Linked DNA regions of Homo sapiens: region 2 is linked to region 1. A link is a loop called in an ENCODE intact Hi-C map of the cell type or tissue named here. Cell type or tissue: right lobe of liver. All regions are shown on one strand. Links, peaks and the distances in the headings refer to the core of each region. The heading gives the core; the rest is flanking DNA.

Evidence for each region. Peaks named below come from ENCODE experiments on the same cell type or tissue, not always from the same donor. Only the 100,000 strongest peaks of a DNase experiment are listed, where the experiment ranks them.
Region 2: a loop joins it to region 1, with 6 times the contacts of the local background. A loop is called at or near these places in 85 of 110 quality-filtered maps.

What each region holds. Positions count from the first base shown.
Region 1 is chr7:21,249,780-21,258,124 of GRCh38, reverse strand. No RefSeq gene overlaps it. Among named protein-coding and RNA genes, the nearest start is that of SP4, 170 kb to the left of the region's middle. In right lobe of liver, for the core only: CTCF peaks have their summits at 1,651 (motif pointing left) and 3,874 (motif pointing right); DNase peaks (open chromatin) are centred at 3,884 and 6,504; H3K27me3 peaks cover 2,494 bases.
Region 2 is chr7:21,502,620-21,510,964 of GRCh38, reverse strand. All of the region lies in intron 5 of SP4 (Sp4 transcription factor), which reads right to left. Among named protein-coding and RNA genes, the nearest start is that of MIR1183, 36 kb to the right of the region's middle. In right lobe of liver, for the core only: a CTCF peak has its summit at 3,149 (motif pointing right); DNase peaks (open chromatin) are centred at 2,224 and 3,134.

The DNA.
Region 1 (8,345 bases), core at 104-8,103:
AGTACCCAATAGTTATCTTTTCTGCTCCTCTCCTTCCTCCCCCTTTCCATTCTCAAGTAGACCCAACAACAGAGTCTTGAGTAGACTCAACAATAGTGTCTGTTGTTTCCTTCTTTGTGTTCATGAGTTCTCATCATTGAACTCCCACTTATATGTGAGAATATCTGGTATTTGATTTTCTGTTCCTGCACTAGTTTGCCAAGGATAATAGCCTCCAGCTCCATCCATGTTCCCACAAAAGACACGATCTTGTTCTTTTTTGTGGCTGCATAGTATTTCATGATGTATATGTACCACACTTTCTTTATCCAGTCTGTCCTTGGTGGGCATCTAGATTTATTCTATGTCTTTGCTAAGATCATTATTTTCTTATAAGCGTGAATAATTTTTATAATTAGGGAAACTTGGGTTCCAAAACCAATAAAACAAAAATAAATAAACAACACAAGGAAAAAAAATCTTTAGCTTCTTTGTTTCTTAATTCCAAGGCAAGTGAGAGAAGAGGAAAATGACAAGGTATAAGTCTCATTTCTGTTACCTTGACCAAGTTATTTAACATGGGTCTTATACCTCACAAGATTATTATAAGAAATCTAGCAAGTGAGTATCTGAAAGCACCTCAGCTCTCATAAATATTTCTGTTCACTCATGGCCTCTTTTGCAGACTTTAGGAGAAGGATTTTGTTTTCAGGGCTCAGAAATTTGACAACCAGAATTTTGCCAATAATAATAGTAATAACAACAATGACAAAACATTGTCCAAACCTCAATGACTCTTATTTATATTTATTTATTTATTTTTTAGATGGAGTCTTGCTCTGTCACCCAGGCAGGAGTGCAGTGGCATGATCTTGGCTCACTGCAAGCTCCACTTCCCGGGTTCATGCCATTTTCCTCCCTCAGCTTCCCGAGTAGCTGGGACTACAGGTGCCCGCCACCACGCCCGGCTATTTTTTTTTTTTTTTTTGTATCTTTAGTAGAGATGGACTCTTCTTTATTTTAAATAAAATAATACATGCAAGGATTTCAGTGTTCTTTTAATCCTCTTCTAAGTGGATGTTATTATCTCTGACTATTAAGGTGACTGGAGGCAACTTAGTGCCCAACACCCCTAGAGTTTACACAAGGAAACAAACCATGTATTCTCCAATCACCATTCATATGTTCCAGAATCTCTTCTGTGTCATTTGTATAATAATATTATTAAGCTCCATTAAAACCCACAGTAGACTCATTTTGGAATTAGTAGGAATATACAGACAGGTGAGCAAGAAAACAAAATCTCTCTTCTCTCTTTCTCTCTTAGCAGGAGCTTGTCCCAAAGTCTCCACTGATTAGAAAAAAAATTAATGCACCAAAACATCTCAAATCAAAATAAATCTTACTTTATAACCAAACATAAATATCACAATGAAAAGGTTGAGTGTGAGGGAGTACAGAAGGGCAATTGTTAGAATTGTTAGTCCTTTGGTGATTTTTTATCAAAATGGTTTGAAGCCTCAGGCTTCTCAATCTCAAGTCATAACTTCACTTTGTTCACCTCCTAGATGCAAGAAGTTATGTGATTTAAATAGATATTTTATTTAAAACTTAGCCATCATAATAAATTTATCTATTTCCAACACGTTAGACTAAAAGCTGACTGCCCTCTGGTGGGCTGTTTCTAAAATATTTAGCACCTCTTTAACTGGATTGTATCGTAAAATATTACACAGTGCCATGAGATTATTTTATAATTCAATTCATTTAAATAACAAAATTATCTAGGGAAGGGGAAAACTTTAAAAGGTTAAATATACTTTACGTTATATATACTTTATTAATGTATAAGCAAATTATACTTTGAGTTTAATTTCTAACTAAAAATTAGTTTTCCCTTTAAACAGAATTTATTTTAATTTCCAATTTCAATTAAAATGGTGGAAAAGAAAATGTTTGAGACTTCATTGCATTTTTGAAATAAAACAAAATGAAAAATTTTGAAATGAGAATATTTTGATAATTTTGTTATTTTTCAGTTGTTTATAGCAATGGGAAAAGTGTTTATCATACTTAAGTTTTGTTCCCTGTCATTGTTTAAATGTAATCTTACTGTTTGAAAAAAGCAATAGAAGTGAGATCATTATATTCCTGATCAGAAAGAAAAACAAAATGATTATACTGTTTAAGGAAAGAAAAAGCTTGAAAAATATCAGATCAAAGTGTAAGGGCTAAGCCGAGAATAAGTAGGAAAGCATATTTAGGGAGTATTGGTAAAATACTTCGGAATCCTAAAAATCCCCAGTGCAGTATCATTCCTGTCATACAACAGGATCTCATTCTCTTCTGTTTGCAATTCCTCTCTAACGCAGAGGTTTCAGTGAGCTGAAATCTCAAGCACACCAACGAACTGAAGTTCTTAGTTTTCATGTTGCTATTTGGACTGTGTATATTAACAAACTCGAGCCATCACTGGCTCCATTTTGTCAGACTGTTACCACTAATCGAGAATTCCAGCTCACATTTTAAATGATTTCCTTAGCACATATCTCATTCTTATGCCAACAAACCTTGTGAATAGTATGTGAATTCACACTTAAAAAAGTGATTTCATATAAATAAAGATTGGGTATGAAGAAGTCAAGAATTGGCAAACTACTTAAAAAAAAATCTCAGAGCCTCTGTAAGGAAAATGAAAATGAGTACCAAACAATTTATCTGGTTAATTTCATCAGTACCAGCAACAAATCTGAAAACTCCATTTAACATCCTCTTTCCTTTTCTTCTAGGTAACAGTTTCTTGGAAATGGCATAAAGATTTTTTTTGTCTTAATTCCATTTAACACTTGCAAATAAACCTTGAAAGAAAACTCTTCCTTCATAACAATAAAATTGAAGATTGCAATCAAGTCATTACAATAGGTTAATTCTGTGGCTGCAAATACTCAAATTTAAGTGAAGAAGCAGGTAGAGGAGTATTTAAATCCGTGCAGATCCCAAAATGCAACCTCTCAGGCAGAAACATTTTCAACTTGCAACAGCAACCAGAGTTTATTTCTCCAAAATAGTCAAGAAAGTCACACTTTAAAAAATGTTAACTGCAAGTATTTGTGCAAGCTAACATTTTTTCATGTTGCTTTTAAACTAATTAACATATGAAATGGCCTTAAAATGTAAAGATATCACTTCTGTGAGATTTGATTTTTTCCATTTCAAAAGAAAGCAAATAGAAACATGGAAGTGAAGAAGTGAGTGCTTAGTGAATTACTGCTTTAAAATTGTGATACAATTTACTGTTTTATGAAGGCTCACTGGAACTTAGTTTGAAAGCAGTAACAGCAAACCAGGCTATCAATTTTTCCTCACCCTGCAGAGACAACGCTGAAGCTAAAGGCTTTTCTCAGCGGTTTTGCTTTCTGTTGATTTCCCTCCTTAAACCTGAAGGAATTAGAAATCTCTGTTCAGCGGAATTCTTACAGTTTTTCATTTTTAACATTAGTTAAGTGTATAGAGCCTGAGCATGTAGCATCATTGTTCATGCTAAATGTTCTATTCGGTTGCAGAAAAATTTGAAACGAAATATTTGCTTGTGTAGGTTGAATCTATACTGCACAGAGTAAAAAAGGAGTCGTCTTACGTAGCATTTCCAGGTATGTAGAAACTGAATAACTAGCGTGTTTATGTGTGTATCTATCTAAATACATAATTCCAACAATTGTGTCTGAATTTGCAATCATCTGTACTCTCTCAATATTCATTAAATCAATATTTTTATAATTTAAAATGTGATTTTTACATCACAAATGTGTATCGGCTAACGGGCAGCTCTGCGACTTCTAGTAGGAAAGCTTCTCTCTGTATCCTCCGCTGCGCATTACTTTTTCCATCAACAGAGGGCACTCTGTCGTTTGCCAAGGAACTCTGCTACGTTAGGGGGCTGAGGGCTGGGAATGCAGCATCTGACAGAGGAGGTTTGCAGGCTTTGCTCCAATAACGGGCAGAAGCTCTGCCAACTGGTCAGTGTATAATTTATTGGAAATGCTACTGATCACTGAGACAACATACCTGAATGAAAGAGAACCCCATGATTTACAAAAGTCGGATGCAAGTGACTTTTAAGTCAGTGGTGTGTTATAATTTGAGTATCACCCAAACGGTTAGTGTTGGAAATCACCATATGCATACAATCCGAATGCATGCTCAAATACAAGCTCACCTTGTAGAGAGAGTGACAGCTTTGTTTATGTTGCCTGCCCTAGCCCTGAGTGCAGGAGTGTCTTTACCATGCTTCCTTCAGTACAACTTAAAAATATTATAGCTGTTTTATATTTGATCCAAGAAAAATGAAATAATTCCTCATATAGTAATCTATCTGGGTTGTAATTGACACGTTAGAAAGGTTCTAGGAAGCTTTTCCTCCACCACAGGTTATAGAGAAGATTTCAGGTACCAGTGCTATTAATTTTTCACCAGTCAAAGGCACTAAATTTAAACTGAAAACTTGAAAGAATGAAAAAAGATGCACTTCAAGAGAATTAGATTTTCTTGGGGTATTTGTCCAAGATCTACATTTACCGATATGTAATTTATTAGATGCTTCAACACAACGAAGTAATCATAACCAGGTAGTACGAGGACTGCATTTACGCTCTGTGGAAGGAAAGTTTTCCGAATGTCTTAAAGCCGTTGTAAAAGCAACAGTGAGAAATCCTAATAGACACCAGAATCAACATATTTGACAGAAGTGTGTGCATTATCATGGCCCATTATTTTAAATGAGAGTGTTCTATCTCAAGAACTGGAATGATACCACAAATAATAGAATAAATGGGAATGTACAAGTGAAACAGCATGACAGCAACTGCTCAGACTCAGAAGAAAAGAGCATTCTCAGACACAGAGGTGTTCTAAAAATCCTCTTATGAGAAAATGTGCTCCATTATCACAGAAGGAAAGAACTGCAAGTTTTTCTTATGTTGAATGTATGTTTGTGTAATGTTAAGGATGACGAAGCAAATATTTAACAGCTAGGATACTGCATTACGGCTAACAGTCATTCCTTTATCATTTACCCGACTAGAAGATAAGTGCCGTTTTCCTTCTTTTGCAAATATATTTGCCAGCAGCTGTTTCAACATTTATAAAGACCATTTCCACTGATTGCCAAATAACCATAAATTCATTTACGCATATTTTTGAGTTGAAGGCATAAAAATAATTACATGTCTGATTAAATCCACTTCTGCCTTCATGTCTTACTAAATCTACAATAGATATGAATTGTTACACCGTATTACATCTAAGTGCATAAATAATACAATGCAGATGTAGAGTCCAGCTTTCCTACAGCAGAATGTGCAGCAATAATTTACACAAATACAGTTGGGATGTATTATTTAAAATAATTGATTTTAGAAATTGTTATGGAATCTCCGACACATAAAAGTAGGACTTCAACTTGAAAGCTGAAGAAAATGTTCTTGTTCATTATGGCTTCACTGTCCTGAAATACATACTAAATAATTATTTTAATAAGCTTGTCAGTAGACAAGAATAACTGAACTGAAAATTCCATGTCTTAAAACGCAAACTATGGAAAAATCATATATATACTTCCAAGTTGGGTGAATTCCTGAGGTATATTAGTTGCTCCTTCCACAACTTCTCTGCCTGCCAACCTCCCTTCATCACTCCATCCACCCCCACCCACCTCCTCTGCCACTTCTAACCAAGGTAATTTAAATGATTATAGTATTTGGAGAAAGGCTTTAAGGGACTGTTGAAAGTTAAGAATCACAACGTGTAGAAACAACAGTTTGATTCCACTCTTAACTCCCTGAAATAGAGATGGAATTTTGCTTTCTTTTGATCGAAACTCAGCTTATAATAACTTTAATCACATAATATTTAACCATATTTGTTATACCACAACACTTGGTAACACTTCATTTTGAGTGTTCCAGCATTATTAATTCATGTGGTATTCATTGTAATAACACAGATCATAATGAACTCATTTGGTATTCATGGGGATGTCATAAGTACTTCCATAGGAATTCTATTGCATTTTAGCATTAATTAAACATACTCCCTAACTTTCTTAGAAAAACAGAAATATACTGTATTTCCTAAGTACTATGTCTTTCAGTGGCACATAAACTGGGCTGATTATTAAATTCTACATTAAATTATCTGTATACATCTTTATGAACATATTATCTTATATGTGAAATAGCTAACAAAGATCAGTGTCTAGATTTTTGTGGATTATGATATATATTCTTAATAATCAGCATTTCATGAATGCAGAGAGAAGTGATATTTACAATGATGTTTCTCATACAATGAAGAAAAGACCCTATGTTGATTTCCAGATTAACATTTCTTTAATTTCTTAAAGAAAGATGTATATCTTTAAGAACAAGTAAGCAACCAACACTCAGAAAATGCAAGCTATCTAACCAGAGAGAGCTTTGCATGATGGCATTTTCCCTGATCGCTGCTGCCCATGCCTCTGTGGACTTTGTTCCTCTATGTTTGTCATCGTGGAGTGCAACTTGTGTGATGTCATTGACACAGCCAGGAAAAAATACCAGTCCCTATTAGCATCCAGAGCTGGCAAAACAAAGTGACTTCTCAAAGAATAGTACAAAACCATTTTAAAGCAGATCTCCTGAAATTTACTAAGCTTCAATCACATCAAGGTTTCTGAAGTTATGACACAGGCTTTAAATGTGTTCATAAAAGTAGCTGATTCTATTCTCTTTTCTGCCAGCAGAGATCACATTTCTCAGCCCTATCTTACTCTCTCCTTATGTTAAAGAAAAATAAGACCAGATTTTTGCGTATAGAAGATCCTGTGAGGAGTTTCAGCTTCCAGCACCAGGAGGCCCCTATGTTAATGTGAGGGGTTGTTTTTGTTGTTGTATATGTGTTTGATTTTTATTTATCTTTTTGTTTTGGCTTGTCACTTGTCTGGGAACTAAAATCAGGCAGCAGCATTAGGAAGTAAACCCTTGTAGGGAACTATATTTTCCCCCTACTACTTGACTCTGCAGTTTTCATGGGGGTGCCGGGAGGCAGGGCAGGGGTGGGGGCGCATGTGGGGTGGGCTGGGGAACTGTTTATCTCTTAAAGCACCTAAATGTGTCTTAAAGTAGAAATGTCTAAATACTAGTTAAACCTCGCATTATCTCTTCACTATTTCTCATTTGTGATGTGAACAGAAAACCACAGTTTAAAGAATAACGTCTTTACCAGGGAAACGTTCAACGATGTGGTACAATTGCAAGAGTCCTAACACTTTGAGAGTTATAATTTAAAAAATATTTTAACTAACACTAGCATTGCATGATCCCAAAGCAGAAAATGAGAAGGACAAGTGTGCAGTTAATGTTTATTTTTCCAGTACATTGAAAGATAATTCAGATGTTTTCTATGAAACCCCAGGCAGTGAGAATATTCAGTTCACAATTCTAATGTTGCAGAGGAGACAGATGCATTTTTTTCTCCTATGGTTTGTAACTCCAGCTACATTTAATAGGAACTGTGCATCAAGGTGTGGGAGAAAAAGCAGACTCCTGTTCTGTAGCTTTGAGAATTACCGACTATTCAGAATCTCCCTGACACCTGGATACAGTGGGGCAGGTTAAAAATGTTGCTTCCTGTGAATTCGAGGCTTTTGCTTTTTTCAACATTCGAGGCAGGCTTCTCATATACAAAAAGTACTTCAAAGGTATGCAATGTATTTTTTTGCTTGTTTGTTTGTTTAGGTTTGCAGTTCTCTCTTGCACTGAAATAGATTTAGTAAGCCAGTGTTGATTACCTTGATGTGGCCTGTTTAATAGCGGCAGATTCTGTTTTGCCACTGGTGGCAAACAATTTAATTAGGAACACAAAATAGCTGCCTGTTTTATTTCCCCCCTGCAAGTGTCTGCTCCTTGTCTAAGAATAAGAAACTACCACTGTAAAAATCTCTTCCTTTGAGCTGTCTCTAATGAAACTTCGCGATTCCACTTGTTTCTCTAGCTTTCTCTGCAACAATTTATTCTTTCTTTCTAAACAGTCCTTTAGGTATGCGAGGCCATTTGTAAATTACATAGTGTTCATAATATCATGAAATATCATGACTGCAGTTTATGGGCAGATGAAGGGGGATGAGTTGTAACAAGCATAGATGACACAAAATACATTGGGAGAGGAGTGAGGGGACACTGGTGCCAGCACAATTATTAAACTTTGAGTGGTACTTAATGAAGACACTAAATTAAGTGACCTTACCAATGGAGAGAGATAGCAAATGGGATTCTTAGGGAATTATCTTCCATTATCTTACAAAGAAATGAGGGGACACATTATCACAGACC
Region 2 (8,345 bases), core at 71-8,070, 250 kb before region 1:
TTTTAATAATCTCCCTTCTGGTCACATTATATGACTTTTTGTACAGTTTCACTAGTTGCAAAATGCTTTGTTTTATTTAAAAACGTTATCAAATACACAATGCAAAGAGAAAGACCATGTGATTGAGACGAAAAGACCTGAAGTTTAAGTCCTGCTTCTGCTATGAACTGGAAATAAAAGCTGGAGCAAGTAAATAGCCACTGGAACTCTCAGTTTTCCCATCTACAAAGCAAGAGGGTTTTTAGCAGACAATTTAAAATATCTCTATCAGATGTAACAAATATATATAATGTTCAAGGCTCATGTCCACTCTTCTTCAAAACTGCTAACCTGGGTTTTAGTTTTAATCTTGGAGGCATGAAATATCTTGGAACTATTTCAAATAAACTAAGTTAATAATTTAATAGCATACTGAGTTCTTTACAAGGCAAAAATGGGAGGCAGGCACATGCTACATTCAGAATTTAATAAAGTTTTTAGGTTTCATAAGATAACAGTTTCTGTTGTCCAAAGCAATTCTTAAATATGTTTTCTTCAAAATATAAGATAGTTTTACTGGACCGACTTCTTTGTTTTGGAATAAAAGCTAGTTTAATGTTAACTAAAAACAAAAAGGCCTTTTTGTTTTTGTGTATAATAAATGAGGCATATCAAAATTTGGTTAACTGGTTTATCCTGATGTGCACAATGAATAACTGTTAGCCGTAGATCTTCCCTCTAAAATTGTTACTTAAGGGACTGAAATGTTGTTTTCCCAGTCTGATAAAACTTGGGTAATAAGTGATAGGGTTTGGCTCTGTGTCCTCATCCAAATCTCATCTTGAATTGTGCTCCCATAATTCCCACATGTTGTGGGAGGGACCCAGTGGGAGATAACTGAATAATGGGGGTGGGTTCCCCATACTGTTCTTGAGAATAAGCCTCACAAGATACGATAGTTTTATCAGGGATTTCTGCTTTTGTGTCTTCCTTATTCTCTCTTTGCCTGCCACCATCCACACGAGATGTGATTTGCTCCTCTTTGCCCTCCACCATGATTGTGAGGCCTCCCCAGCCATGTGGAACTGTAAGTCCAATTAAACCTCTTTCTTTTGTAAATTGCCCAGTCTAGGTATGTCTTTATCAGCAGCATGAAAACAGACTAATATAATGAGAAAATTCAATTTGGATAATTTCTTTTCTTGGCCCTGCTTTTGACTTACCAATAAAAAAAATCTATAGGCTCAAGTTGGTCCACGTCAGATATTCTCTCTTTTTCTTTACATTCTCTTTTTCTTTACGTGTGTGCTTTTACTTTTGAGTAAACTTTGAAAAAACCATTAGTCTTCCTTATTATTGTTACAAACAAATATTAAAACTTACAGGAGCACTGCACTCAATACAATATTGTATTAAACATCCATCTGAAGTAACACAAAGAAGATGCACCTCCATGTCATACCACACACCAAGATACATGCTACAAAGATTTAAAACCAAGTATTAAAAAAAAAGGAAAATATTTCTATAACCTAGAGTTTGAAGGTACTTTAAAAAGTACAACAGGTTATTTAGAAACTATAAAAGAGAGAATAGACAAATCTGACTACACAAAAATAAAATACTTTGTATGACTTAAGATTCCATAAAGTTAAAGGAGAGAAAAAAAAGGTCAACAGAAGCATAAAAACAGTGTGATAAAATTTAACACATTTTGATAAGAGCTCTTGGCAAACCAGGAATAAAAATTTATTTCTTTTACCTGCTATACCCCTACATATAATTAATGGAGAAACTTCTGAACTATTACTTTATACATCAGGAACAAGATAAGAATGCTATTATATATATCATTACTATTTTCAACATAATATGAAACATTCTGACGAAGCCAACATATAAGACAGTAAAATGAACTGAGGTACAATCACTGGAAGAAAAAAATTGAAATAGATTATTATTTACAGTTATTACTATTTACATAAATAATCTGAGAAAATAAACAATTAGAATAAATTTGTCGTGGCCAGATTCACAATCAATCGATAATAAGCAACACCATCCATTAATTATATAAATCAACATGTAATGCAAATGTTGAGGCTACAGTGAGCCACTGCACTCTAGCCTGGATGACAGAGCACGGCCTTGTCTCAAAAAAAAAAAAAAAAAAAAAAAGTGTGTAGACAAGGCCCTGACCCCAGGTCAAACACAAACTCTATGCCAAGCCACAGTTGGCAAGCCTGGTCTTGGTATCTTATTCCAGGGTCTAGCTAGGTTCTGACAGGAGGAACCTGGGATTTCTCTGTACAAAGGTGGAGGCAGTGGCCTACTTAAAAAAACAAACAAACTGTATTTAGGCTGGGCGCGGTGGCTCACACCTGTAATCCCAGCACTTTAGGAGGCTGAGGTGGGTGGACCCTGAGGTCAGGAGTTTGAGACCAGCCTGGCCAACATGGTGAAACCCTGTCTCTACTAAAAATACAAAAAAAGTAGCTGGGCGTGGTGATGCACGCCTGTAATCCCAGCTACTTGGGAGGCTGAGGCAGGAGAATCGCTTGAACCAGGCGGGGTGGAGGTTGCAGTGAGATTTGGATGCTAGGAAATAAATTACCTGCTGTAACTGCCCCGGGTGTGCCTGCCTACCAGACACTCCATCTTGCAAGACCACCATTAAAAGTCTCGCTTCCATTGTTTGTGTCTCCAAGTCCATTCTTTGGGTTTGGACAGGTGAATCTGTGTTTCTCACAAACCTGGGGGCCTGTCTGGGATCTCTGTGCCTGCATGGAGTGGGACTCCAGCCGAGAGGGCAGAGGTGTCCCACCCGATTTGGGTGGCCCACTCTGTCCGGGCATCCTGGCTCCCCACAGAAGCCACAGACAAACCTGAGACTGTTATTCAGGAGGCAGCAGAGGCGACACAGGGAGAAAAGCAGGCACTGCAGCAACCAGGCAACCTCGTGCAGAAGCCAAGGGAGGAAAATTGGACTGTAAGTACTGTCTTGGTGGTTGGGCATTTTCAGAGGTTGAGTGTGTGTGACTGAGATGTACCCTAGATATGAAGCAAGTGCAGAGTCCCAATCCATGGTTCCGTTCTCCCGTGAGGAGAATGGACAAAGAATGGCCAGAGAATGGATGAAGTGATTCCATGGGTGTGCAAGAAACCTCCAGTAGGGGGTGCTGAGAACACAGGGAAAAGCTCAGACACAGACTGACCAAAAATGGGAAACAGAAATTCTAGGCCTAGGGGACAAGGGAAAGAGGGAGCCAAAGAGACTCCCTCTGACATTTACCAGCATAGTCCTATGGCCTAAGTTTGGCTCAGATAAAAATTAGGTGTGCCAAGCTTTAATTCTCTATGTGAATAATAAAACCCCAACCTCACAAGAGACAGGTTATGCTCTCTGCTGGATCAAGGAATTAGCCCCATATTCCCACTTAAAGAAGAAGAAAAAGAGCCTAGTAAAAATCCCTCACCCAGGGAAAAGCCCTGGGACCCTATCATCCATGCCCCTCCATACATCTCACAAAATAGGGGACAGGAAAATCAAGGGGCAGCAGGAGGGTTAGAGGAGGAAAGACCTGGACACCATGGCGGAGCCAAACCAACTGCTCCTCTAAATCCTTATCCAAATTTAAGAAAAGAACACTGTAAGAGGGATATTGAGAACTTCCCTATTCCTTCCACACAGCAGGCACCTAGCATGTTCCCTCTTAGGGGAGTTCCCATGGGACAGGGAGAGACTGGCTTTGTAAATGCTCCTCTTGCAAGTATTGAAATTAGGAATTTCAGGAAAAAAATGAAACCACTCCTAGAAGATCCACTCGGTTTAGCAGACCATCTGGACCAATTCCTAGGATACAGCTCTTACACCTGGGCTGAAATGATGTCCATCAAGAATATCCTATTCATAGGAAGAGAAAGGGGAATGATCAGGAGAGTGGACATGACCATCTGGGAGAGGCAACACCCTCCCAGGCAAGAAGTCTCACCAGCCAAACAAAAATTTCCAAATGTTAATCCTGAATGGGATAATAATGATCCCAGGGACTGCGCCCAAATGTAGGATCTCCAGGAACTAATAATTAAAGGGATCAAGGAGTCCACTCGTAGGACATAGGACACATTCACGATTCAACAAGAAAAAGAGGAAACTCCTTCTGCATTCCTATATAGGCTCAGAGATCAGATGAGAAAATGCTCCGGATTAGATCTAGAGGACCCAGTAGGGCAATGCCTTTTGAAGGTTAACTTTGTAATTAAGAGCTGGCCTGACATTACCAAAAAATTACAAAAGATTGATGGATGGAAAGAGAAACCAACTGAGGATTTACTGAGGCAAACTCAGAGGGTCTTTGTAAGGAGAAAGGAAGAGAAGCAGAAACAAAAAGCAAAAATCATGGTTTCCACTGTGGAAGAGGTAGTCAGAAAAGACTTACATCAAGATCCCCCACTTAGGAGACAAGGGAATTATAGATTTCAACACAAAGAAAGAAGGGAAATGCAGGGAAAAGGTCCTAAGACTATGAGTGGATGTTACAAGTGTGGAAAGACAGGGCATTTGAAGAGAGGATGTCCTAAATGGAAAAAAGAAAAGGTGATACCCCTCATGACTATTGATGAAGACTAGTCGGGGGCAGGAGCACCTTCTGAGTAGATCCCACCAGGAACCCTTAATAAATTTGAAGGTGGGACCTGAGGGAGAAGTGACATTTTTGGTTGATACTGGGGCAGCTCACTCCTCCCTAATTCACCAACCAAGGGCTACAGAACTCTCTAAGGAAAAATTGAAAGTATCAGGGGTAAAAGGGGAGGGATTTCAGGTTCCAATATTTAAGAAAATTTTAATTACATCAGGAGCAAAACAAATTGAGGCGTCACTTGTTCCTGAAGTAGGAACTAACCTCCTGTGTCGAGACCTGATTGTGAGATTGGGTTTAGGATTAGGAATAGAGGAAGGACAAATAAAAGTAATGATGGGCCTCCTGACAGAGGAGGAGGAAAGAAAAATTAAATCCCCTTGTGAGGGTTAGGGAAGGCAACAGAGGGTTAAAAATCACACCCTTACAGATTAACCTAAAACAACCAGAAGTAGTTTGCAGAGAACAATATCCCATTTCCACTGAAGGGAGAAAAGGTCTCCAACTGGTAATAGAGGGATTGATTAACGATGGACAATTAAAACCCTGCATGTTACAATACTCCAATTCTCCCAAAGAGCCTGATGGGTTGTATAGATTGCTACAAGATCTAAGGGCTATAAATCAAACTGTCCAGACCTACCACCCTGTGGTGACTAAACACTACACCCTCTTTAGTAAGATACCCTATGAACGTAAGTGGTTCAATGTGGTGGATCCAAATGATGCATTCTGGGCATGTCCCCTAGACTTTAGGATTAGGGAACCTCTTTGCCTTTGAATGGGAAGATGCTATAACTAGGAGAAAACAACAGTACCCCTGGACTGTGCTGCCACAAGGTTTCACAGAAGCCCCAAACGTATTTGGTCAAATCTTAGAAAAAGTCCTGGAGGAATTTCAACCTTCCAGGGGAACCCAGTTGTTACAATACATAGATAATCTTTTAATTTCTGGGGAGAGGAGGACCGAGGTATCAGAAACCACCACAAGCTTAATTTCCTAGGAGAAAGGGGATTGCGAGTATCTAAGAACAAACTGCAGTTTGCAGAAAAAGAAGTTAAATATTTAGGACACCTGATTAGTGAAGGGATGTGAAGAATAAACCCAGAGAGAATACTGGGAATAGTGGGTCTGCCTTTGCCTAAGACAAAAAGAGAACTCCAAAAATTTTTAGATTTAACTGGCTACTATAGGTTATGGATTGACTCATATGATCAAAAGACAAAGACTCTATATATCAAGTTACTAAAAGAAGAACCCAATCCCTTGCAATTGTCCTCAAAGGAAATTCAGGTGGTAAAAGAGCTAAAGCGGGCCCTCATTACAGCCCCGGTCCTGGTCCTCTCATCTTTAGAGAAACCATTCCATCTGTTGGTAACAGTGGATCACCCTTGGGGTGCTCACTCAAACCTGGGGAGGGAAGAGGGAATCTGTTGCTTTTGCCTCCAAGCTTCTCGATCCTGTCTCTCAGGGGTGGCCCAAATACGTGCAAGCAGTGCTGCCACAGCCCTGCTGGTAGGAGAGTAGAAAGCTAACCTTTGTTGGGGCCCTAATAGTAAGCGCTCCACACCAGGTCAGGAATATATTAAACCAAAAGCCGGGAGATAGTTTGAACACGTTCTTCATAAAATATGAAGCCATATTATTAAGAAAAAAAATTATTTGCTTGTAACAACAAATATTTGCCTAAATGCAGCCAGTTTCCTATGGAAAGGAGAGGAGATCAAAGACATCAGACCAGAACTGCTTAGATATCATAGAATAACAAACCAAAGTAGGACCAAACCTTAGGGAAGCTCCACTACATGATGGGATAAGGCTCTTTGTGGATGAGTTGTGACGAACGAGAGATGGCAATGCTGTCACTGATGGAGATAAACACTCCCTATGTGAGAAAGGTAGATTACCTAATGGCTGGTCAGCCCAAATCTGTAAATTATATGGTCTTAACCCGGCCATAAAGCTCCTTAAAGCCAAAGAAGGCACTATATATACTGATTCTAAATATGCTTAATGGGTTGGAACACACTTTTGAAAAAATCTGGACAGAGCAGGGTCTAATAAATAGCAGGGGAAAATAATTGGTACCTGGGGAACTGGTCAAACAGGTTTTAGAAAGCCTCCTCCTTCCAGCAGAGGTAGCCATAGTTCATGTAAATGGTCATCAGAAAGGGAACACTATAGAAGCTACAGGAAACAGGCTTGCAGATGAAGCTGCTAAGCAAGCCTCCCTGGACGAAGAAATTAGACTATGTAGCCTGCTCCCAAACATCCCTAAGCTAGTATTAAGGCCCCAGTTTACCAGAGAGGAGGAGGAAGAATTAGACAGGACAGGGGTCACTCAGACTGAAGATGGCAAATGGGTACTTCCTGAAATAAGTAAACCCCTAATGAGAAAACTAGTATCTACATTACACAAATGGAGTCAATGGGGACCCCAGGCTTTGTGTGATACAATACTTAGGAATTATGGGTGTATAGGGATTTATACCCTTGCTAAACAAGCATGTGGAAATTGTGTTAACTTGTCAAAAGATAAACAAAAAGGTGATTAGAAAACAGGAAGACCTCCGGAGTAAGACCACTTCAAAGCATTCAAGTAGATTTCACAGAAATGCCCAAAGTAGGAAGACTAAAGTATTTACTGGTGATGGTAGATTACCTTTCAGGCTGGGTAGAAGCCTTTCCCCTTCCAACAGCCACTGCTGGGAATGTGGTCAAAATAATATTAAAACAGATTCACCTAGCTTTGGACTGATGGAAAATATTAATTCAGACAATGGAAGCCACTTTACCTCAAGGGTGTTAAGGTGAATTATGGAAGGTTTACAAATTAAATGGGATTATCTCACCCCTTGGCATCTCCCTTCCTCTGGAAAGTAGAAAGAATGACTCAAACTCTCACAAAGCATATCACCAAACTAATCTTAAAAACTAAAATGCCTTGAACCAAATGTCCCCCAATAGCATTCCTTAGATTAGAACAAGCACCAATAAAAGACTTGGGATTGCCCCTCTACGAGTCATTATATGGGCTCCTATATTTGCGCAGAGCTACAGATCTTCCGGCTATGGAAACCAAGGATCAATTTTTAAAGAAATTATATAGTGGCCATATACTCCACCCTGTCATCCCTTAGGTTAAAACGACTTCTAACTCAAACTTCACCTCTTGAGTTCATGGCTCACCACTTTCAGCCTGGTAACTTGGTGCTGATTAAGACTTGGAAAGAAGACAAGCTCCACCCAAGCTGGGAAGGTCCCTATCAAGTGCTCCTGACCACTGAGACAGCCATGCGAACAGCTGCATGAGGTGGACTCACTATACTCGAGTCAAGGGACTGGTAAAGGAGACCCTGGAAAGGAGGGGAAAAGACCAGTGGAAAGTGCATGGGTCACCTAAGGAACCCTTAAAGTTAACTCTGAGAAAAATCTAAAAAGAAAACATGGGCTGGCCCCAGTTCTGGAAGACTCTTGGTTATATGGGTTAGGGGCAGACATCACAGGGAAAGACCCTGTAGGGCGATTTATTCTCAAACTCATCAAAAACTCAACCCCCCAAGTGTCTGGTACTACTCCAAGCCCAGGCCCTAGTAAACACTTTAGTCCACCAAATAATGATCCTAAAAGGCTAAAAATAATTGAGGTAAAGGATGTAAAGCAAACCTTAAAAACTGAGGGTATGGGGATGTGAATGCCTGGGTTGAGTGGGTCACATTTTTGGT